Linked DNA regions of Homo sapiens: regions 1 and 2 are each linked to region 3. A link is a loop called in an ENCODE intact Hi-C map of the cell type or tissue named here. Cell type or tissue: PC-9. All regions are shown on one strand. Links, peaks and the distances in the headings refer to the core of each region. The heading gives the core; the rest is flanking DNA.

Region 1 (7,807 bases), core at 1,295-6,294, 73 kb after region 3:
AGTTGTAGATTGTACTTGATAGCTTACTTAATATTTAATGGTGCTGCAGCATAAGATATCCTCTTAAATGGAAGATTAAATTACCCAGTGGATTTTAATGTTTCTTCTAAACTTCTACTTGAGTGTGAAACCTAATGTTATCAATATTAAAACTATTGATATTAATCAACTCCTGTCCCTAAGCAAGAAAGGAAAACTAACTGGAAATAAGTTGAAGGAATATCAAGAGTTACCTTAAATATAAAATACTTAAGTCATTACTTAATATCCTTGATAGGGTCTTGGAAACTGCAACTTTAAGTGAAAGGACATATAACAAAACCAATTTTACCATAGGCTAACTGATATAAACAAGAGTTAAGTTTCTATGGCATCTTTCTGGTCACAGAAACATCACTGAACCTCTAAATAAAGACACAAAGCACTTCTAATATTAAACATTGAAATAAATGTGAGCTATGCTCACATTTAAGAAAGATTACAAAGAACAAGAAACATAATTACTTACCCAGTTTTTGGTGAATCAGTGAGTGACATCACTCATAGTGGTGCTGGGTAAAATCAAGGGATAAACGTTTGCAAAGCAAAAATGATCTAAGGAGCACCTCCTACCACCATACAATTCAAAAACAATCACAAATCTGGCAGGCTCACTGGGCACTTTCATACTGCATAATTTATTGCTGTGCATTTGTATGATTATTGTAGACTTCACGAATGTTTACTTTGTAATTTATTCTTTTTGCAATCTACTTATTCCAGCTCAGGGTCATCAGTGGCCGAAGCCTATCCCTCCAGCTCAGGGTACAAGGCTGAAACTATTCCTGGCCTGAATGCCATTCCATTGCAGGGCACACTCACACACACATACCAGCACTTACTCAGACTGGAACAATTTAGACAATCTAATGTACACATCTTTAGGATCTATAAGGAAACTGGCATACCCAGAAAAAAAACCCAGGTGGACATACGGAAAATGTGCAAACTCCACACAGGTAGTGGCTGCAGCCAGGAATCAGTTGTTTTTCTCATCAACATTACAACAAAATGACATTATTCAAGGACCTGCTGTCCTTTAAAGGAGATAGGCATTTGAATGGCATAAGAACCAGAGTCTGGGGTCCTGTGTACACCTCTCTGGAAAGCTAAATGAGACTTGCAATACACTTAATCTCTTTATGCCCAGATGTAGTCATTTATAAAATAGAGGTGTATTAGAGTTCTCCAGATAAACAGAACCAATAGGGTATGTGTGGAGGTTAGGGAGGGAAGGATGGGGAGGGGAAGTAGAAGTGGAGGTAGTAGAGAGAGAGAGATTGATTATTGGAAATTGAGAAGTTCCAAAAGCCACAGTGCATAAGCTGGAGACCCAAGAGCTGATGGTGTAGTTCCAGTCTGAGTCCAAAGCCCTAAGAACCAGGAGAGCAGTGGTGTAAGTTCCAGCCCAGGAGCCAGCAGGCTTAAGATCTAAGAAGAGCTGATTTTTTAGCTCAAGTCCAACTGAAGTACCAACTCAAAATCAGGCAGAAGTTCCTTAGCATTTTTGTTCTATTCAGGTCTTCAGCTGATTGGATGAGGCCTACCCACATTAGGGAGGGCAATCTGCTTTAGTCAGATTACCAATTCAAATCTTAATCTCATCTAGAAACACCCTCACAGGTACTCCCAGAATAACATGTTTTCGCGTTCTTTGGTTTGTTTTTGAGACAGGGTCCCATTCCGTTGCCCAGCCTGGAGTGTAGTGGCATGGTCTCTGCTCACTGCAGCCTTCACCTCTTGGTTTCAAGCAGTCCTCCCACCTCAGCCTCTCTAGTAGCTGAGACTACAGGTGTGTGCGACCACACCTGGCTAATTTTTGTATTTTTTATAGAAATGGGATTTTGCCATGTTGCCCAGATGGTCTCCAACTCCTGGGCTCAAGCAATCTGCCTGCCTCTGCCTCCTAGAGTGCTGGGATTATAGGCATGAGCCACCATGCTCCGCCCCAGAATAATGTTTGACCAAATGTCTGGGCACCCCATGGCCCAGTCAAGTTGACACATAAATTTAACCATCACAAGAGGGAACACCTTACATCCATATATAGCTTTCAGGATTTATGGAAGACTGGAACCTGTTTGTGACTAAAACGTGCCAGTCGAGAAGCTCTGCATTAGATTAAATGGCTTACTTGCACCAGTGGATAAAGTGAAATGGCTGCTTATATACCCTGGGACTTTCTTCCACTACCCCGAGACATAAAGACATGACAGAACTAGGAATGAGTAAAAGTTGTCAATTCATACATGAAGCTTTGCCCCACTGATGAATTAAACCATTGGGTAATCATTTTTTGCTTTTCCAGAAACCAAATCTGGTTTAAAAAATAATAATAATTATAAAGACATTCAAGGTAATGAAGGACCCTGATAGGAAAATGAATATACAAGAAATGAGAAAATTGGGAAAGAGGGAAAAGCTAAAAAAGCAAATGTACCTTTGAAGATGTGGTGTAGCCAAGGATGCATACGACTTTCCTGAGCCCTTTCTCCATAAAATGTGTTTTTTGGTTAACAGGAAGTAATAGGGAGGGGCCGGGCATGGTGGCTCATGCCTGTAATCCCAGCACTTTGGGAGGCCAAGGCGGATGGATCACTTGAGGTCAGGAGTTTGAGACCAGCCTGGCCAACATGGTGAAACCCCATCTCTACTAAAACTACAAAAGTTAGCTAGGCATGGTGGTGTGCGGCTGTAATTTGAGCTATTCGGGAGGCTGAGGCAGGAGAATCACTTGAACCCAGGAGACGAAGGTTGCAGTGACCCGAGATCGTACCACTGCACTCCATCCTGAGTGACAGAGCGAAACTCCATCTTGGGGGAGGAAAAAAAAGAAAGTAATAGGGAGGCAAATCAGAATTTGTGTGGGAGTACCCCCTAGTTCTGGCTCTTGTTAGTATACTCAACCTGTCAGGCTATTCTGAGAGCGAAAGCTCCTGCTTTGGGCTAGTTTCCATTCAGAATGGTTTTTGATAGGTATGAACTAGTCTAAGCACAAGTATACTTCTGTGTAAGTAGCATAGCTCCTCTACTTGGCTTCATAGCATTGGACATTAATAGAGAAAATGAAAAAGGAGGGTATGGTACCTGCCTTGAATAGCATTTGATTTTTAATCCTACATTTATCAGAGCCCCAGTTTTTAAAATGTTTAATAGCCAGATGTGCTGTTTGCCAGGCTTAGAAGTTGGTACTTCTGTGAATGAAAAGGTGTGACTGAGTCACATAAACTGGTATTCAGCTAGCCAGTCATCAGTTTATTCCATATTCAAGGGAAAACCAAGGACTGTTTTTCCTCTTTATACTTTGAAGATGATGGCATTTAAAATTCAAGTAATTGGGGCTGGGTGTGGTGGCCCACATGTGAAATCCTAGTGCTTTGGGAGGCCAAGGCAGGAGGATTGCTTGAAAGGAGGAGTTCAAGACCAGCCTTGGCAACATAGTGAGACGCCATCTCTACAAAAAATAAAAAATAAAAATTAGCCAGGCCTGGTGGTGTTCACCTGTGGTCCTAGCTACCCAGGAGGTTGTGACAGGATCACTCGAGCCCAGAAGTTCAAGGCTGCAGTGAGCTGTGATGGCACCACTGCGCTGAAGCCTGAATGAGCGAGTGAGACCATCTCTTAAAAAGAAAAAAAAAATCAAGTAATTGCTGTAACTATTATTTTGATTTGACGTTTAGTATTGTAACATCAGCTAAATATTTAGTATGCTAAGTGTGCATTTATTTGTTACCTTCATATTCAGAATGCAGCACTGACTCTTTAGTAAGAATTAACAACTAACTTTGTTGAAAACAATGAATTGTAGTGTTAGATGAAATCATTTGCTTTAAGCATAGTTATCACCGCACCATTTAACAGGTAAATCCCTTATCTAATTATGGCTAGAAATGTTTGAAAGACCACAAAATGTGGGGAAAAACATGATTTAGTGAAAAGAATGTAGGCTTTGGAGTCAGACTTTGGATCAAATATCTGCTGTGTACTATACCACCAGTAAGGCTATGGTACTTACCTGAATCTTCCTGAACTATAGTTTCTTCATCTGTAATATGAAGACAGTAATACTTCTGGAGTTTCTTTTAGAAGATTCATGGAGTAATACATGTAGAGCGTCAAGCATAATATGGTATATGGGAGACAAGATTTGGCTATTTTATGTCTTGTAATTATTTAAATATGCCCAACCTGTGTATAAAAATGATTTAGATGGCTTACAGTAAGATATACTTTTATAAGTAGAACAATTATGCCCCCTGCAGTCCTAAATGAAGGCGAAGTGCTTTTTTTTTTTTTTTTAATCTGGTGCACATTAATACCAACTATGTGCAGGAACCCAGGTACTGGAAATTCAAGAAAAAGACATAGTCCCTGCCCTCAAAGCTCTTGCAATTTTTAGAAATTGAACTTAGAACTGCTTTGATGACAACATAATATAGTGGTTAAGAGCACCTACACTGAAACTATACTTCCTGGGTAGGAACTCAGCCTCTCCACTTAATATTCATGTGACCACAGGGAAGTTAACCTCTTTCTGCTCTGCTTTTCTCATCCAGGAAATGGAGATGATATTATTACCTCCCTCATATGGTTCTTTTGAAACTTAAATGAGCTAAACTTTGTAAAGCATTTAGAATAATGTCTGCCACATGGTGGGCACTATGTGAGCATTAAATGAAAATTATGTTACATGATAGCAAGCTTTTGCAGCTTCTGAGTAGGTTTCAGAGTACATCTTTTGATCTTTTGCTGAATTTAGGCTCCCACTTTCCTGAACTGGGTTAAAATGATATTGTTTGCTTTACTTATACTGCCTTACGTGCCTAAGGAAACTAGAGCTCAGCCAGTGTCACTTCACCAATTCTAAATAATAAAGTATCTATTTTTTGGAATTTTACATCTAATTCAAGTCCACACGTACTGTAATATGTTAGTAAATGTCACTGTTTGATGCAACCTTTTTCTGCATTAATCTGCTACAGGGAGTTTGAAGATTTGTGTTGTGCCCCCACCTAATCAAAACCAGTAGATTTCCCATTATGGCTGCATATACTCTGTATTGAAATAGGAGTTCACATAAGCAGAGTAATATAAGCAAAGTTCCTTTGTACTCATAAGAAGAAATCCAAGTTTAATATTTTACTTTAACTAGAGTTTTGATGTGATACTGAATTTTACTACTGATTTATTTGCATATGTTAAACTATCCTTGGCTGATGTTGAGAGGATGATTGTATTGTAAAACAGATGAAAATAATATATGTACCCCCAAAAAATTTTTGAAAAACAAATTTGAAACCTTTGCCACTCTCACAGTTTTGATACACCTTTTATCCCAAGTGCTCAAATTTTATGTTCAAAATAGCAATGATTTCTTTAAAAAATTAGTGTCTGATCACAATCTGTTTGGGAAAATCTATTTCCTGAAAAAAACCTGTCTGGTCATAAGAGAAACTGTTCTTGTGGTAGGTTATTTTAACTTCTCTTCTTCTGAGTATTACATTAGTTATATTCTTGTAACTGTTCTACTTACCAAGTTATTTGGACTATGTTACATCACATTTTTGAATGTTTAACTTTATTGTGCTTCTTGGAAAGCAAAGTACTCTTTTTGAGATGGAGTCTTGCACCTCTGCCTCCCAGGTTCAAGTGATTCTCTTTGCCTGGGCCTCCCCAAGTAGCTGGGATTACAGGCACCAGCCACCACGCCCAGCTAATTTTTTTGTACTTTTAGTAGAGACACGGTTTCACAATGTTGGTCAGGCTGGTCTCGAACTCCTGACCTTGTGATCTGCCTGCCTCGGCCTCCCAAAGTGCTGGAATTACAGGCATGAGCCACCGCGCCCAGCTGAGAAGCAAAGTATTCTTAATGCCTAATGTGTGGTTTATACATTTTGTGTTTCATAATGCAATCAAGATTTAAGTCATAATGCCTGTAAGCCAACCACCAATATCCAAAATTTAAACTCTACAAGGAGTAACTATAGCAGGTTTCATTTATATAAGAGACTCTTAAAAATAGATACTCTTAAAAACTAGGTACTTTTTTTTCCCCCAACTCAATAGGATGACCTTGGGAAGGATGCAGAATGCTTAGATTATTTAATTTCTTGTTATATCATAATATGGTAGAAATTGATAAATTGAGATAAGTATTTTCATAGTGATTTAGAATGCTAAATCATGGTAGAGAAACATTCTTAGTGAGCTTTGATTCTAGTTTTGCCATTCATTTATTTCATTCCCTGGCAAGCCCCCTGTGTCTGTATGTATCATTTGTATAATAACAGTAGTAATGATAAAAGCTGCCACCTCTGACACCCTCGGTGCCAAATATTTAATCCTCTGAATTATCATCCACCTCGTGAGGTAGATAGACCCTGATATCTCCAGATTATAAATGCAGAAACTGGGCAGAAATGGTGGTAGACGCCTATAATCCCAGTTACTTGGGAGGCTAAGGCAGCAGAATCGCTTGAACCTGAGAGGCCAAGGTTGCAGTGAGCCGAGATCGCACCACTGCACTCCAGCCTCGGTGACAGAGTAAGACTCCATCTCAAAAAAATAAAAAATAAAAAATAAAATAAATAAATGCAGAAACTGGAGTCTTGGCCCCTGGATCTATAGCCCTCTATTGAAGTGTTATTATACCAGTCATTTACTTACTGGAATTAACTAGTAGTAAGTTAAATTTGGCCTTATTTATTACCCAAAACAAGATAGTGGTGAGAAACTCATTACAGGATGCCCTTACCACCAAACTGGTCTTATGGAAATTGATACACTTTTTTTTTTTTTTTAAGACCAAGTCTTGCTCTGTCACCCAGGCTGGACTACAGTGGCATGATCTCAGCTCACTGCCACCTCCACCTCTCCTGGTTCAAGTGATTCTCATGCCTCAACCTCCTGAGTAGCTGGGACTACAGGCGTGCGCCACCATGCCCTGCTAATTTTTGTATTTTTAGTAGAGACGGGGTTTCACCATGTTGGCCAGGCTGGTTTCAAACTCCTGAGCTCAAGCAATCCACCCGCCTCGGCTTCCCAAAGTGCTGGGATTACAGGCGTGAGACACTGCACCTGGCTGGAAATTGATACACTTTTAAAAATAAAATGTCAGAGTAAATTTAATAAAAATATTTGGGCTGGGCGCAGTGGCTCACACCTGTAACCCCAGCACTTTGGGAGACCGAGGTGGGTGGATCACGAGGTCAGGAGATGGAGACCATCCTGGCTAACATGGTGAAACACCGTCTACTAAAAATACAAAAAATTAGCTGGGCGCGGTGGTGGGCACCTGTAGTCCCAGCTACTCGGGAGGCTGAGGCAGGAGAATGACGTGAACCTGGGAGGCAGAGCTTGCAGTGAGCCGAGATTGCACCACTAAACTCCAACCTGGGTGACAGAGCGAGACTCTATCTCAAAAAAAAAAAAAAAAAAAGCCTTTGTTCATTCTATTAGTTGCTGAATTGTTGAGGAGTTTCCCTCCCTGTGTTGGGCAATGCTGTTAGTGGATTCTGGTTATTTATTATTTACTGCTCTACCTCAAGGGGCAAACCATGACCCACAGGACAAATCTACTGCCTGTTTTTGTAAATAAGTTTCACTGGAACATACCCATGCTTATTCCTTTACATATGGCCTACAAGGCCTAACATATTTACTGTCTGGCTCTCTATAGAAAAGATTGCTAATCTCCTGCTCTATCTTATTCAACGTAAGATTTGAAGCAATCTAATGTAATATCTGATCCTAAACATATATGAAACTT
Region 2 (7,807 bases), core at 1,662-6,661, 130 kb before region 3:
TATTCTCCCTCCCAGCTAAGTAGAATAACCTTTACTTCTGTCCTTCAGCACATGAACTGTAACTAAATACCTGTTTCATCAAAGCCAGATCCTCCCTCCTCTGGAAAGATTCCCCATCTTCCCAGGGACTGAACTCCTTGGGATACCCCCTTTTTCTCCTTTCTACTGCCTTGTTCCCTCTCCCTGACCTCAGAATTATTCCCATCTGCATAAAAATACACACTAAAAATTCCCCTTTTCACATGTCCCCCAGCTGCAGCTGCACTCCTCTGCTCCCACCACACTCAACATTTCTAGAATGAGTCCCCTGTTCACTGCCGTAGCCTCTGCCTTCACCACACCACTGAAATAGCCCTGTTCAAGCCCGAGTGACTGCCCTGTTGCCAAATCCAGTGGTCATGTTTTTGTCCTAGTCTTCTCCCCCTGCCCATTCCCTCCTCCTGGACCCCTGCTTGCCTCCTGGGCCAACCCCTCTCCAGGTGTCCCTTCTCCTTCACCACCATGTCTGCCCAGTCTCCTCTACCCAGCTTTTAATAGCCCAAGCAGTCCAGGATTTGGTTCCAGCCTCTGCCCTCCTTAGTCTCTTCTACCTGAGGCACCTCATCCTTGTCTGGGGATTGAAACACCCTCTTTATGCTGTTGACTCCCAAATGTCACTCACCAACCCAGACCTTTCCAGCGCAAGACTGGCTCATACAACTCTATGTGGCTTCTCTCAGTTCAATGTCTCATGAATCTCCAAGTTTAACCCATCCAAACCAAGGGCCGATAGGCATTTCTGAGCATTTGGGAATTAAAGGAATTTATTCTTGCTGCCTTTGTTCTGGATGATGCTGCCTGCTGATAAAATCTCTCTCTCTCTGTGTGTGTGTGTGTGTGTGTGTGTGTGTGTGTGTGTGTGGCACCTGGAGTTCTATGTGTACAGTATCCTGACAGGCAGCTGTGTGTCATTTTCCCTGAGCGAATTCCTACTGAACTGCCTTTTCCTACTGGTTCTGTGATATTTTGAATCACTGCCTTCTGCACCTCAACACCAACAAACGTCCACATCCTACATATTTCCTGGAATGCTGGGAAATGCTCCCTAAATTATGATGACTGTTCTGCTGGGACTATGGGACCAGGTTATACCCTTTCAGGTAGGGATGGAAAGAAAGTTCCGCCTGAAGGAAAGAGATCATTAACCGTCATTCAATCCAGAAGAGTTGATTCTGGGCCTTAGATGTAAGCAAGACAAACCATGATCCCTCTCTGTGTTCATGGCATCAATCAAGCCTGGAGAAATTGAAGATGTCAGTAGTGGACTGGTCACTGAGTTACATGAACATAAAACAATGTTTGAAAGCTCTTTTTGCTTAAGTCAATTTACTCACGAGTCCAACCCCATCCTGGCTGTTCCCTAAGGTCCTAAACTCCTCAATCATGAATGCTTCCATTCAGGGAACACTGGGATAATAGTACACACAAGAGGAGAATGTGAAGCTCTGGCCAGAGGTTCTCAATTGTGCTACATGTTGGAATCACCTGGAGGGCTTTAAAAAATGTTGATGACTGAGACCTTACCCAGAAACTCTGATTTACTTCATCTGGGGCATGGTCTGGTCATTGATAGGTTAACAAAACCTCCCAGGTGATTCTAATACCCAGCCAAGATTGAGAGTCCTACTCTGGACTATGCTGGCACAAACTGCACAAGGTTTTTTTCTTCAACACATGCCGATTTCCAGCAGTATAATTTCAGCTTCAGAGAGAAGCTTGGGCTTGCACTCATCAGATGGCACTGCCTCATCATGTGCAGTGTAGGGCTGTGTTTCCCCTGATAGACTGTGAGTTCTTTGAGGACTGGGGCCATGTCATTGCGTCTGTTTCTCCAGTGTCTAGTACATCACAGGAGCTCAATAAATGATAGCTCAGTGAATGGATGAACATGAAGCAAGGTGAAGTAGACAGTTGCCCCAGTCCCCGTGCCCTTGAGTTCACCTTCTGAGATGCACCTGCAGTGGCATGTCAGTGTGCACTCTGCATCACAGTTCATTCTGAGCTTGTCTCCAAGTTTCCCATACAGGGCACTCCGTGTGGGATTCTTCTCCACACTCCCATTGTTCTGCTGCTGCCTCCTCCAACAAGGCAGGGAAACTCCCCACAATAGGCTGGTTTCCTATTTGTGATGGTGGGGGGACTGTCACCTCAAGGTGTTTCATCCAGCCATTCCACACCTGCTCTCCTACTGGCCTAGGAATGTGGTACCCTGAACACTGGAAGGTCTGGAACCTAATGGGTGGTTCTGAGAAAGCATTATGGATGGTTTCTCTTTGAGATGTGTCACTGGTTTGACATTGTCATCTGTCACTCTCTGAGTCTCAGGATGACATCCCTTAGATGGGGACTCTGGGGGTGGTGGCTGGAGACGCCAGCATCATTGGTGCTTTGCCTTTGTTTAGCTCAGTTCCTATTCGGAATCCTTCACAATGGGGTGTTTTAACCAGGGACTCATACATGGCTCTTGGGGAGGGAGATCCATGACCCCCTGGAGTCACATGTCAGTATTGTACAAATACACTCTATGCACATTTCTCTAAAGAGAGAGAACCCCTCAATTTTAATCAGATTCTTAAAGTTGTCCATGACCACAAAAGGTTTGACTCATCTACCTCCCACTGTCTTCCCCACAGTTTTAACTTCCCACTGTTCCTAGAAGGCCTTGAGAGGGTGAGTTCTAACATCATTCTGCCACAAAGACCTGGAATGGGGTTGTCTAGGTTAGACCAGCCTGTGCATGTAGAACAAGACTACAAATTATTTGGTTTTCTGAAAACTTGGAAGGTAAAGGGGAGTATTATTAGTGGCCATCCTTCATCTTCCAACATGGACATTGATGCCACATGCAAGTGCGTGTGCCTGAGTGTGTGTGTGCATATATGAGTGTGTGTGTCACTGGCAGGGCTTCTCACACTGAGCATGTGTGTAACATCTGACAAGCAGCTGTGTCTCATTTTTTCTCGGCTTTTCCTGGTTGACTGACCATACGTTTCCTAGGTTTTGTGATGCTTATGCAAAATGGCCAGAATGCCCTCAGAGAGCTCAGCTGCCTGCTACCAACACGCCCACTTCCTGCCCACCTTGGACTACTCACACAACCCCCTGTTTCATCCCTTTCTCCAGGGTGGATTCTGTTTATTTGCAGCAAGATGCATGCGGTGTTGCCTCCTTCTTCTCCCTGGCACTCTGAAAGCACTCTCTGAGGCTGGGCGCCACCCCTACCTGAGTGTGTCTCACTGGCAGCAGCTGTGGATGAAGGGAAGTCTTATCTTCCCTTTGGCAGAGGCAGCAGCCCATGGAGCGGGTAGCCAGTGCCGTGCACACTCAGCCCCATTCTCTGTGGCAGTGGAAAGAGTGACAAGCATGGGCTTTAAACAGGGAAGCCAGTCTGGGGACTGCTAAGGCTCTAATAAGGCAGACTCAGAGAGAGCTAGGTGACCCCGCCCAGGACTGAGTAACGTTTGAGTCAGCATGGGCTGGCCTGGAAACGCAGAGTCGAACCTGCTTGTTCTCTGACTAGCCTGAGACTTGGCTCACAGCTGTCCCAGGCAAAGCAGAACACGTGGGAGCCTTGCTCCCTGCCCTCCCTGATGGCCTGATCTCCAGCCTCCTTTCCACTGCCTTCTCCTGCCAAGCCTTATATTTCCTCCTGGAGAACATTTCTCCCTCAGGCAGGGGAGCCTCCCTCATCAGGCTGTTGGTGCTGGCATAGTAAAAAAGGCAGGATGGCACCAGGGGGCACTTGTCTCTGTGTATGTTGTGCTCTGATATCAGGGCGGTAGCTCCAGCATGAGGAATGTGGATATCCTAGGCTTTGCTGATTGAGGGGTCCTGAACCTATGGGCTTCTCTCCTTGCCCAGATTTTTCTGTGTGTAAACCCCATGCACATATGAACACCTACTTAAGTGCATATGGTACCGTATCTGGTGCCTGCCCTCAGACAGAACCAAGATATGTGTGGAAACCTTGTCTGCACACAAGAATAACGACAATTATTTGGAAACAACAGCTGACATTTATTGAGCGCAAACCATGCTGGATACCTTGCTATGCACTTAACGTGAATTATCTATTTTAATTCTCACACTACATGTGAAGTAGGTCCTCCTATTATGATATTTTACAGAGCAAAGTGAGGCTTACCAGAGTTAAGTAACTTGCTCAAGATACACAGTAAGTGGTTGAGCTGAGCATCAAATCCAAGTTCATCTCCACAGCTGCGTGCATAACAACCATCAGGAACTAACCCTGTGAGGACGTCAAGGCACTGTGAGCAGCCAGAGAGTGGTCCAAACAGCAGGTGACACAGGAATTCCGTAGAATGAAAAAGCCTGATGATAAGAGGAAGGCGAAGGAACAGAGTGGGAAGGAGAAATGTGATGATTCTGGAAAACAACACCTTGAACTTTGCCATGCAAATCTGTTGGTTCCACTTAAAGCTTGATATTGAGAAGTCTTATAGGGGATGCCCATAATGATCTCTAAACTACCCAATCTCCCCACTCTGACAGATCCTCCCTGCCACAGTTTCAGAGCCCTTTGTCATCTGCTGCCAGCCCCAGCCCACGCCGGCTGATTTCCAAGGGAGATGCTGTAGCTGCCCTTCGCGTCCACACACTCTGTCAGTGCCCCGGCCAGATCCACTCAAAACCCTCCCCACAGCCCACCCCCGCCAGCTGTGGGAGCTTTGCTGGGAACAACCTGCCCCTGTGGCTCCCTAACAGTCCTGTCCTCAAGCTAACAGAGCCACTTTCACCCTTCAGGAGCAGACAGGCTGGGAATGTATGAACCCTCGAGGCCACCTGCAGCCAATGATTGATAACCATATGACACTCAGCTCGCTTGCCTCAAGGTGGAACAAACTCTAAGGTGTCATTTCTACTCCAGAGCTCCTCAGGGGCCAGGCTGCTGCTGACTTCACCTGAGGTAGCCCCTTGCTTTCCTTTTCTGTTCCACTGTCCACATTCCCTTGCGATTTTCGTGGGAGCACAGCCTTCATAACCACATGTGCACAAACCCTTATCTCAGGGTCAGCTCCTGGAAGCAGACTTAATGTAGTGTGGCTGTGAAGTTCCACGGACATCTTCAAAGAGACTGAATTGACTTGAACTGACTATGCACCATGCCAGCCTGAGACTCTGGGGGCCTTCACTGGATCAAAGAACCACTGAAGGAAGAGGAAGCGATTCCATAGGGCAGGGAAACAGCTGGCTCTCACTGCCCCCAGGGGAAAGCCTACTACGCTCAGCGCCTTGGATGGCAGTCAGCATGAAAGGGTGAGCAGTGGTCCTCACTCCCAGAGACAGGACTGCAGCCCTCAGCCCTTGCTCATTCCTGCATCACAAGCACAGGAGAGGCTAGAATTAGTGAGGAAGGAGGAACAGAGGAGGGGGAATGCGCTGGCTCCTAAGGGTAGGTAAAAGGGGAGGGAGGACGTTTGGGGGAAGGAACAGGCTGAGTGATGAGGAGCAGGTCCTCTTGGGCCTTCTGTCCCTCAATGGAGCTAGACCTGAGGCCACAGCCTTGCAGCCCCCTCACTGACAGTCTGACCCCTCTAGTCCCCCTGAAGAGCCCTCACCCCATACCTAGGACAGCCACTGAATATGAGCCCTTTCTTCCTTCAGTTACTCCTGCTCCTTTAAACCACAGCAGACTCAGGTGAGAGTAGGTCGTGATTTCCACAGGGTTACCTCATCCAAGAGCTGTGCCCCCCAGAGCTAAAGTAAGGATGATTTCAGGAGAATACCCACAGAAAATAGGTCTCTTTCTCCATGGACATTCCATTCACTCCCTATACATATACGTGTTTCGACACACACATGCACACACACACACACACACACACTTGTATTTTCTCTTCTGTGCATTGACCTCAGTCCAGGCCTGCTGGTTAGGCAGGTGTTGTACAGCCAGACTCTGGGGTTCATGGATTTTCCTGGTTGAGTAAGAACTGACTGGCAGCCTGACAGAGCTAAGCACAAGCTCAGGTCACAGAAAAAGTGGTGGGGCTGCGAGAAGGAAAGTGAAGCACCCCAGGGCCTTGAGACCTGCCTAACAGCAATGAGCCACTCCCCTGCTTGAGTCATCTCCACTCTCTCCTCCACACCTGCACAGAAAGAGTGACCTGCTGCCTGGGGAATGCAGGTGCCTCCCTCCACAGCCTCGTCCCAGGGAAACAGCTGTTCTACCTTTGGGAAGAGGGAGTCTCTTCCTTGGCCCTGCAGGGATGCCGTCTCCTGCCTTCTTCCTCATTCCCAAAGCTGTGGCAATTCTCCCTCCCTGTGCGATGCCAGGCATGGTCTTTGCTGGCGTCCATTCTCCATTCATGGGTGTTCACCCATCATGAACCAGGAATGTGCTTCCTCCTGTCAGTACGGGACAGTCCTTGTATGGGAAACATACAATTCCTCCTCCCACTGTCAGAACTTCCACTGGTACTTCTCCCCACAGCCAAGCTCAGGCCTCAAAGTAGGCTGAGAAAATCTTCAGCAGGGAATATAGAGTTCTTAGTGTATATTTTTTTCCACTCGGGAAAAGCAACAAATTTATATTCCCTCAGTAAAAATTCAGTCAACCCTCAAGGCTACCATGGACAGTGGTGTTGGTTGTACCCTGCACAAATATGCCCTGCTGAGGGGATGAGTGGAGGCTGAAATTCAGCTACAGCTCACTTGCCACAGTGTGTATTCTGGTATGGGACTGCATCCGTTTAAAGTTTGCACAGAAGCACCTCTTGATCGTTGGGCTCCGTACCCAGAATGGGCACCTTTTCCTAAGGCATGCAAGACTCACTATAGGATAGCCTCTGCCCTGCCAACCTTGCTTCTCTCACCTCCTGCCTAGAAGTACTTTTGTCTTTGCCCATTCTTACAAGGCAGTATTTTTCCCCTTTCACCTCCTCCTTCTCTGTCTGAGGACAGTCTGATAGGATCAGAGACCCACAGACTGTCACTGCCATTGAGAAATAACATCCATGTGCCTTTTGAGTTCTTATTCTCAGATGGACAGCCACCCCAGTCATACTGGGCAGAGCTGTCAAGGGTGGTTTGCCCGTCCCTTCAGCCTGGTCTTCCTTCCTGATCTTCCTGTCTTCCTTCTTTTCCTCCTATAGTGTCCAGCAAGACCATCTCTCATGAAGCTTGCTCTTGAGGAGATAGAGTCACAGGAGGTGAGCAAGGACTAACCTGAAAAGATCCCCTCTAGCCCCACCCTGCCCTGGCTGCAGCCTCAGGAAATGGCAGGTGGAGCTCATCATCAGGCCTGGCTCCAACGCCCCCTTGCTTTTCTATGAAATATTTCTCTTCGCTTGTAGCATTGCATCTTCTTCTGCCAGGCTGTGAGCTGGAACTAAGCATCCCAGCTGGGGGCATTCCTCAGCACAGAGGGGAGCTTAAGCAAAGTTTGCAGAAAGTGCCTCCTGGGGCAAATGGCCTGCACTGGCTTCAGTCTGATGTGGTGGAGGCTGTCACTGCATATCTCAGACAGATTCTCCCTGCTCCTTTACCCCTGAGTTTTCTCTTTGCAACTTCCCTCCTCAGTTGTTTGCAGGAAGCAGCAATTAAGAGTTTGCCTTGTGTTGTTGGAGCTCCTCGAGCTTAACTCTGAAGCCCTTGGCTGGGCAGACCTCCTGTGGGTCCTTCTGAGGGCTTGGGGCTCGGTAGATAATTTAGAGCCAGTTTGGTTCCACGGATGGGGCCCACCCCACATCCCCAGGCTTCACCTGTAGCACAGGAGGGGCCAGACCTGCTCACTTTCAGGTGTACCCTG
Region 3 (7,807 bases), core at 1,838-6,837:
TTGATAACAGAAGGTGGTGGTGATCACTGGAGACCACCTTAGAAGGCTATCTCATTGCCTTTCTGATAAGAGCAACCCTCCTTCTTCTGTAAAACCACATATGATTCTTGTGGGGCTGCTCTCTGTAACACCTGCCACTCCCACCCCATTCCCACACTGAAATGGCCTGAGATCCAGGTCTGGTGGATTATCATAGCACATCTTGTAGCCACAGTGATTGGTCCAAGATGGAGCCATGTGACCCAAGCTTGGCCAATCAGAGCCTTTCCCTGGGATATATAGCAACAGGGAGCGAGACGTTTTCTCTTTCATCTGAAATAACTAACATCAGATGTAAGCTTGGGGTTTCCCATGGCCCTATCTTTCAGGAACCATATAAAGAAATTGGGCCGGGCGAGGTGGCTCACACCTGTAATCCCAGCACTTTGGGAGGCTGGAGTAAGTGGATCACTTGAGATTAGGAATTCAAGACCAGGCTGGCCAACATGGTGAAACCTCATCTCTATTAAAAATACAAAAATTAGCCAGGCGTAGTGGCGCAGACCAGCAGTTCCAGCTACTCAGGAGGCTGAGGTGGGAGAATCACTGGAATCCGGGAGGCGGAGGTTGCAGTGAGCCAAGATCGCACCACTGCACTCCAGCCTGGGTGACAGCGAAAGACCCTGTGTCATAAAAAAAAAGAAAAAGAAAACAAAAGAAAGAAATTAATTTCAAGTACACCAGGAACAATTGAGGCCATCATATTCTGAAGCAGAGATAAAAGATTTGAGATTAAAGAGAAAGTGCAAATAAACTAGTGACATTTTCCTGAATCCTGGATGCTGCTTTCACCCCCCAAAGCTAATGTATCTCCCTTTTTCACTTGAGATAATTTAAATTGGGTTCTGTCACTTGCAAGAAAAAGCATCTTGATCAACTTAGCTACAGTTTTTGCATCTACAAAATCAAGGAGCTGAACTAAATGATTTCCATGTTTTTTTCATATTTCAAGTTCTAAGATTCTGACTTAAAATGTCTGATTTTTTACTAAGAAATAGATTTTTTTAAAAGCGAGGAAAGAGCAGGAGAAGCAGCCTGAAAGAAAAGGAATGCAGAAGAGGGAGACAGGGTCACTCCTGGGACCAGTGAGAGCCAAAGACCAACTCTGCCTGCTGCATGATTTAGACAAGACTCCCGATTTTAACTCAGGACTGTAAGAGTGCCCTGCAAAAGGACTCACGCCTCTAGTGATCCCAGGTAAGGCCCACACATAGGTTTCTCTGACATGCTGTTGGAGTCATGATGACACAGTAGTTGAGGGCATGGGCTTTAGAGGCTGCTGCCCCTGGATTCAATGATTATCATTTTCATCACAGCATTTACTGAGCGTTTATGACATACCTGGAAATATCTCAAGACCCAGCCTCTTCACTTACTAGCTATGTAACCTTAGGGAAGTGACTTAACTGCCACAAGCCTCTGCTTCCTCATCTGTAAAATGGGTGTCATAATAGTTTACTTCTCACAGGGATGTTGTGAGGATTCAATGAGTCAAGAACAGTATCTGGCACGGGCTCAAGCATCAAGAACAGTATCTGGCACGGGCTCTTCCTAAAATGTTCCTCCTTGCCTTTTACACACAGCTCAAATACCAAACATCCACAAAACTTCCCCAATTGTACTCCACCTCCTCTGTCTCCCCCGAGCACTTTGTTCCTGCCTGCTGGCTTTCTTTCTGCACACATTATTTAAGAGGTAGAATGATCAGGATTTCTAGCTCTGTATTTCATTCACCTGCTCACAAATCTATCACCTGTGTGGCTCACCATACCTTATCTTTGGGTTCCTGAAGCGTTGGTCAATGACAAACACACAGGATCTCAACAAATTTAAATGGATTGAGTAAATAATATTCAGCCATCTCTCAAGATCAAAGCAGACAGTATGATCAGTAGTACGTGCCACACCTTTTGGTTTCACCACCTCAGTGAGCATTAAGGATTTTTGTCAGGCGAAACTGATGTGTGATTGTAAAGCTGCTCCTCACATGAAACCACCAATTGCTCAAGCTAAAAGTAACAATTCCTCACAGCTGGCAGGCCAGCCCATCTGCAACTGGCCGTGGAGCCTGTGTTAACGGGTGCGGTGCTGCTAGTTTGGAAGCTGACCAAAGAGACAGTAAACACAAAGGTTGCCTGGGTGCATAAATACAAAACGAGCTCCTCCTTGCCTCATCCCCGAAACAGGCCAGTCACAGCATCAGGGACTCCACAAGTGTCTACTTGTCAGCTCCTGTCAAGTGCAACGGCAAGGACCTACCACCCTCAAGCTGCAGATATTAAGGATGAAATTGCAGGAGCTGCGGTTTTATAAGAAGCCAAACATTGTGTGCATTCAGAAAAAGATATTTTTCTAAGGTGAGTACATGGCAAGGTCATGTATACGGAGAGGAAACATTTCCCCACTTCTGGCTAAAAGAAAATGTGTTAAACGTGTTCACCCGGCTAACTACAGAAAGAACCTCTGGGGACAATCTGGTATGCCGCATGAGACTGACCATGTGGCACCTCATTTCTCATTAGTGCAAATCTTAGGGAAGCAGTACAAAGTGCTTTTGAACCTATAAGGGAAATGAGACGGATAACTGGCTGGGGTGGCATGAAGTTTTCTAAGTAAATAGTGGAATAAAATGTATGAATATAATTTTTATTCCCTTGTGTTGATTAGAATTCAACTCGAGGGCATGGTAAGGCTTACAGGATCACAATGGTGATCTCTCAAATGACTGGAATTTTTTTAAAAAAAACTCTCTTATTCTCAATTCCTCTTTTCTATCTGTGTGTTTTTATTAATTCACTCATTTATTTATTTGTACCCTATGCCATTCCTGAACGCAATGCAGCCTTATGCTCTGCAGGCACTGGGGAACTGACAATGGCTTTTGAGCAGGGCAACTACATGATCAGACATGAATTTTAGATGATCTGGAATCAGCGTTGAGGATGGAACTAGAGAAGACAGAGGTTGGTAGTCCTCCAGATGAGTCCTGACTAGATACCATGAAGGAGAGAAGACACATTATTTAAGAGGCAGAATGATCAGGATTTCTTGACTGGGTGACTGTGGACAGTAGCAAAACAGTGAAAAAATAACTAGAAAGTGACTTTTTCCATGACTTTGTGAATGATGACACTAACTCAAGCAGATTGACAATATAGGAAGTGGACCAGTTTTGGAGTATGGGTAGTAGAAAGCTCGAGGAAGTGCTTTAGAGAAAGGCGCCATATAATGATGCTAAGATTTCAATTCTCTGTCAAGTTGCCAGTGCAGGTGACAGAACATGTGGCTAATGAAGGTCTACTCTTGCTCCCTGTGGGCTGATTGCCAGCTGCACCCTTTGAAGTTGTCCTACATCCTCATCATGCCTGATGGTGACCGCTAGGCTCACTAGAGGAACTTTGAGAGAGTGTGGAAATGGAACAGTACAAGCCCAGAGACATCCTTAGGGACCCAGCCAGAAGGCCTCTCCTACCGATGGGATGGTGGGATTGGAGCAGTGCCAGTTTTGCTTCTTCTTAATTTTTGAAGGGTGGGCAGAAATCTATTGCCAGTGGAACACTGAGTATGCAAGGGTAGATGACCTCACAACTAGGGTGACTGTCCTCAGGCCCTGCCTTGAGTACTGTCTCCCAGTCTGTCTTCACAGCTCGAGGAATGGATCAGGGAGAAGAATCCTCCTTTCCAATCATCCTAGTCTCTCTCTTTCCCCCCAGACACCTTCTATCTATCTCGGAGCCTCTGCTGCTCTTTCTGTATCCCTGGAATGACTTCCTTTTCTACACTGGGTGAGTCTCTGAGCTGGGATACTTCCTGGAAGGGAGAGCCGTTATCTGCTGGAGCAGTCAGCTGTGGACTCGCTAGGCTGTGTCTATGACTGCTGCACAAATAGAAGGATTTCGTTCAGCTTGGGAATTTTTTGTGTATTCTTTACCTATTATCTCATCTTGTTTCTAAAAAGATTCGCTGCATCTTGCAGTATAACAGGAGTTGTTTGCTTTTATTTTATTTTATTTTATTTTATTTTATTTTTTATTAGAGGGACTGGGGATGCCCTCCTTGGGGCTGAGCCAAGGTGCAAAGGTAGAGCTCCCCCTGCTGGCTGACTTTTGCTCCTGCAGCCCTCGGGCGTCTGACGCTTTCGCGTTTATGAAGTCTTGTAGTTTCACAGGGGAGAAAATCAGTGTCGCTCAGCTTCAGGAGGTTCGCTTGCTTTCAGAAACAACGGTCAGTGTGACTGTTGGACTGAACATGCTTAAAACTCATTCCATCACTTTCTGTCATTATCTTTCACTAGCTCTTGCACAAATATTGAGGCTCTTAGTTTGTGGGACATTGACTGGGCCCTGACCCAGAGGCAAGCATTTTGCTAGCACCAGGAACACTAAGGCCAAAGAGACACCCTCCCTGACGTTGGAGACCAGCATAAGCGAAGCTGCCCTCTTTCAGATAGGAAAGCCCTTGTCATCCCAGGATGGGGACACTCAAAATGAAAGGAGCTCCCTAGACAGGGCCCCAGACCCAGGTCCATTCAGGAATAGGGGGTATTTTATCACGAGTTAACTTTGAGTTATCCTGGCCCCTCCCCTAGGCTGACCCGGCAGGTGGGAGGGAGAGTGAGGCATCCTGAAGGCTGCAAGCCTGGCTGGCTGTGATCCACGCAGGAGATCTACACCTCAGAGCACTTCCTCCCACTGGGCAGTGGACCACTCGAGCAGCGGTTCTGAACACCTGATCCCCAGACTCATCGCAGCAGCAGCATCTAGGAACAGGTAACACATTCTCAGGTTTGAAAGGCGCTGGGTGTGAGGCCCAGCAGCCTGTGCTTTAGCAAGCCCTCTAGGTAACTCTGACAGTTAAGGACGTCCAGAGACAGCGGTGTGGCCACCTCTGGGAGCCCTACGTGACAGCTCAGCTTCATGAGACATGGCTTCTTCTGCCTCACAGCAGCCACAAAGCCATAGCATTTCAGAGGTACCTATTAGATACCCCTCCCTTTTACAAATGAGAACACCAAGGTGCAAGAATACATGGTTCGCCTAGGGCAAATCTGTCAGGGGATTTCCCCACCAGGCATCCCAATTTACACCAATAGAAAAGGGAGGCCAGTAAAAGAGACCCTTCCCGGGTTCCTCAGACCTGCCTGCTCTGGGTGTCAGGGCTCTGCACAGCATCTAGTGCAGATCTGTCTCTCCCGGGCCTATGACTGGGTCACCCTGAAGCTCTTGGCCCATGGTCTTCCTCTCCTTGGGGGTGATGTCGCATTCCACTTTCTCCTTTTTGATCGCACTGGTCCTTGCTGCCACTCACTCAGAGATGGAACATAAAGGGCCCAGCTGTGAAAGGATCACAATGAGGTTTGGTTTTTAAAATCAATCCCCAGCATCTAAAAATACTTGTCAATCACAGAGAGATAGGAAGTCACTAGAAAGACAGGAAATGTTTGAGGTTGGAAATGCATCCCCTCTAGCCTGGCCATATGGTACAGATGCCCTTTCAGATAAGTGCCAAGGTCTTGTCAGCTGGCTAGAATTAAGGCAATGCTCTGCCTCCCCTCCCCACAATATTTACAAGCATTGATTTTCTAGAAGGGAAGGGGTGGGGAGGGAAAAAGGAGAAAAGAATAGCATCTTTATTAATATTATTATTTTTGTGCACATCATCAGAGGGGTTGGGTCCCAAAGGGGAGACTGCACTTTGAAAACACAGCTTTCTCTCAAACAGCAGAAAAATGATGGGCTCACAGTGTGAGCACTGTCCATGCAGCCCTGCATGATGGGTGAGGTGCTGACTCAGGCAGAGAAGAAATTTCTGCACCTCTCCACTTATTATTATTATGGTCTTTGCAAAAGGCTCGATGCTCCCTTGTTTGAAAAGATCACTGCACTCTTTCATCCCTGATGCAGTGAACAGCGGTTGGGGAGCACAAAGGAAAAACTATTTTCTCACCAAATGTGAAGGAGTCATTTTCCCAGGAGGCTTTAATCAAATGCTATGCCGGATGTATTGAGGAAGCAGTGCAGGGAACAGTCCGTACAGGAGGACGGCCTTTCCATACTTGCCTTCTGGAGAGGAGGGTCTGGGCAAGCCTGTTCCATCCAGAATGTTTCTGCAGGTATTGGTGGCATGGCTAGATTTCAGAACTGTTTTAAAGAAGAGAAAAAGGGGATCTTTCAGCTGGTTTGGGAAAGGGAGCCTGGAGTGCTCATCACACACACACTCTCACACACACACTCACACACACACTCACTGACACACACACTCTCACACATACTCACACACATGCTCACACACTCTCTCTCTCTCTCTCTCTCTCTCACACACACACAGAGAGACACTCCGAGCTACTTCTGCTTTGTTTTCCAGATATCCCACCTCCTCATTCTAAGTAGCCCTTCTATTTCTTGGTCTCAGGAGGGGTTTCTTAAAAGATAAACTCTTTTCGTGGTATAAATAAGAGTTTAATCTAATTGAGGATATAATATTAGATATTCTGGAAGTGGGGAGTATTTGGGGAAAGAATGGGGGTTGAGCTGAAAGAGGGGGAAGATTCATGGGTTCACTGAGGATTGGGACCTATGCTCTGTGTCCTCCCAGTGCCCCAGGGATACGGCAGGGCCTCTGGGAGGAGTGGCTATAGGATGTGCCCTGGGCAGCCAGGTCTAAGTGTGAGGATAGCCAGTTCACAGAAAGAATGCAGTCCTAAAAAGAAATCAGATGGGCTGAGTTTGAACCCAAACTCTGCCACTTGCTGGCTGTGTGACATGGGGTAGTTACTTCCCTTTATTGCCTGTTTCCTCATCTGTAAAACTAGGACTATTATTCTACAAATGTTTAGGGCTGGGCGCAGTGGCTTATGCCTGTAATCCCAGCACTTTGGGAGGCTGAGGCAGGCGGATCACGAAGTCAGGAGTTCGAGACCAGCCTGGCCAACATAGTGAAACCCCGTCTCTACTAAAGATACAAAAAATTAGCCAGGCGCAGTGGTGCGCGCCTCTAATGCCAGCTACTCGGGAGCCTGAGGCAGGAGAATCACTTGAACCCAGGAGACGGAGGTTGCAGTGAGCCGAGACTGCGCCATTGCACTCCAGCCTGGGTAATAGGGTGAGACTCTGTCTCAAAAAAAAAAAAAAATTATTGAACTATATACTGGGTACTATTCTAGGAGTTGAAAGAAAGAATTAAAAAACTGGAGGTCCTACCCTTACAGAACTTACATTCTAGTGGTGGGGGGAGGGGGGCAGATGAAAGACTCTATTAGTAGGTAAATCACACAGCATGGTATGCTGGACGATGATAAGGGTTATGGAAACAAAGTAGAGCTGGGAAAAGCAGAATTAGAAAGGGAGGGGCACAGATACTGGTGGTCAGGATATGCTCATTGAGAAGGTAATATCTAGGCAAAGCCTTGAGGAAGATGAGGGAGAACCATAAGTTATCTGGGAAAAGAATGTTCTAGATCAAAGAGTAGTTGCCTCATATAAAACTATTTATGTAAAGCACTACCAAGTCCCTGGCACGTTAGTAACATTCCATAAACGTTAATCGTTGTCATTATTTTCATGGCCAAGTAGGGCCCAGCAGCTACCATGTGGGCTAGAAAAATGAGCACGTCCACAGTAATCAGCATGCCCTGAGCTGGAGGGACTCCTCCAAATGATTGGTTTTAGATGAAGTCCCCAGGACCTTTGTTTGACTCAGGGGTAAGGGGAGGAATCCCTAACAGTGACTGAAATTACATTTCCCTCCAGGCCTACCAACAGGAGACTGA

The links. Hi-C counts contacts between places; a loop is a spot of excess contacts. Peaks named below come from ENCODE experiments on the same cell type or tissue, not always from the same donor. Only the 100,000 strongest peaks of a DNase experiment are listed, where the experiment ranks them.
Region 1: it touches region 3 in a loop (10-fold over the local background); 5 of 110 quality-filtered maps call a loop at or near these places.
Region 2: it touches region 3 in a loop (2.2-fold over the local background); 2 of 110 quality-filtered maps call a loop at or near these places.

Annotation. Positions count from the first base shown.
Region 1 is chr2:64,558,017-64,565,823 of GRCh38, forward strand. The region is part of intron 2 of AFTPH (aftiphilin); the gene reads left to right. LOC105374773 (a long non-coding RNA gene) reads right to left here. Exons shown (of 7, transcript XR_007086343.1): 5 at 1-4,227. Among named protein-coding and RNA genes, the nearest start is that of MIR4434, 36 kb to the left of the region's middle. In PC-9, for the core only: a CTCF peak has its summit at 4,293; no DNase peak of the experiment used is centred there.
Region 2 is chr2:64,356,697-64,364,503 of GRCh38, forward strand. No RefSeq gene overlaps it. Among named protein-coding and RNA genes, the nearest start is that of MIR4433B, 20 kb to the left of the region's middle. RefSeq lists an enhancer at 7,208-7,347. In PC-9, for the core only: a CTCF peak has its summit at 3,805 (motif pointing right); DNase peaks (open chromatin) are centred at 3,505 and 6,115; H3K4me3 peaks cover 430 bases; H3K27ac peaks cover 4,322 bases.
Region 3 is chr2:64,484,035-64,491,841 of GRCh38, forward strand. LINC01805 (long intergenic non-protein coding RNA 1805) reads left to right here and starts at 2,319. Exons shown (of 3, transcript NR_147011.1): 1 at 2,319-2,396; 2 at 4,701-4,808. RefSeq lists an enhancer at 31-1,230. In PC-9, for the core only: CTCF peaks have their summits at 4,133 (motif pointing left) and 4,338; no DNase peak of the experiment used is centred there.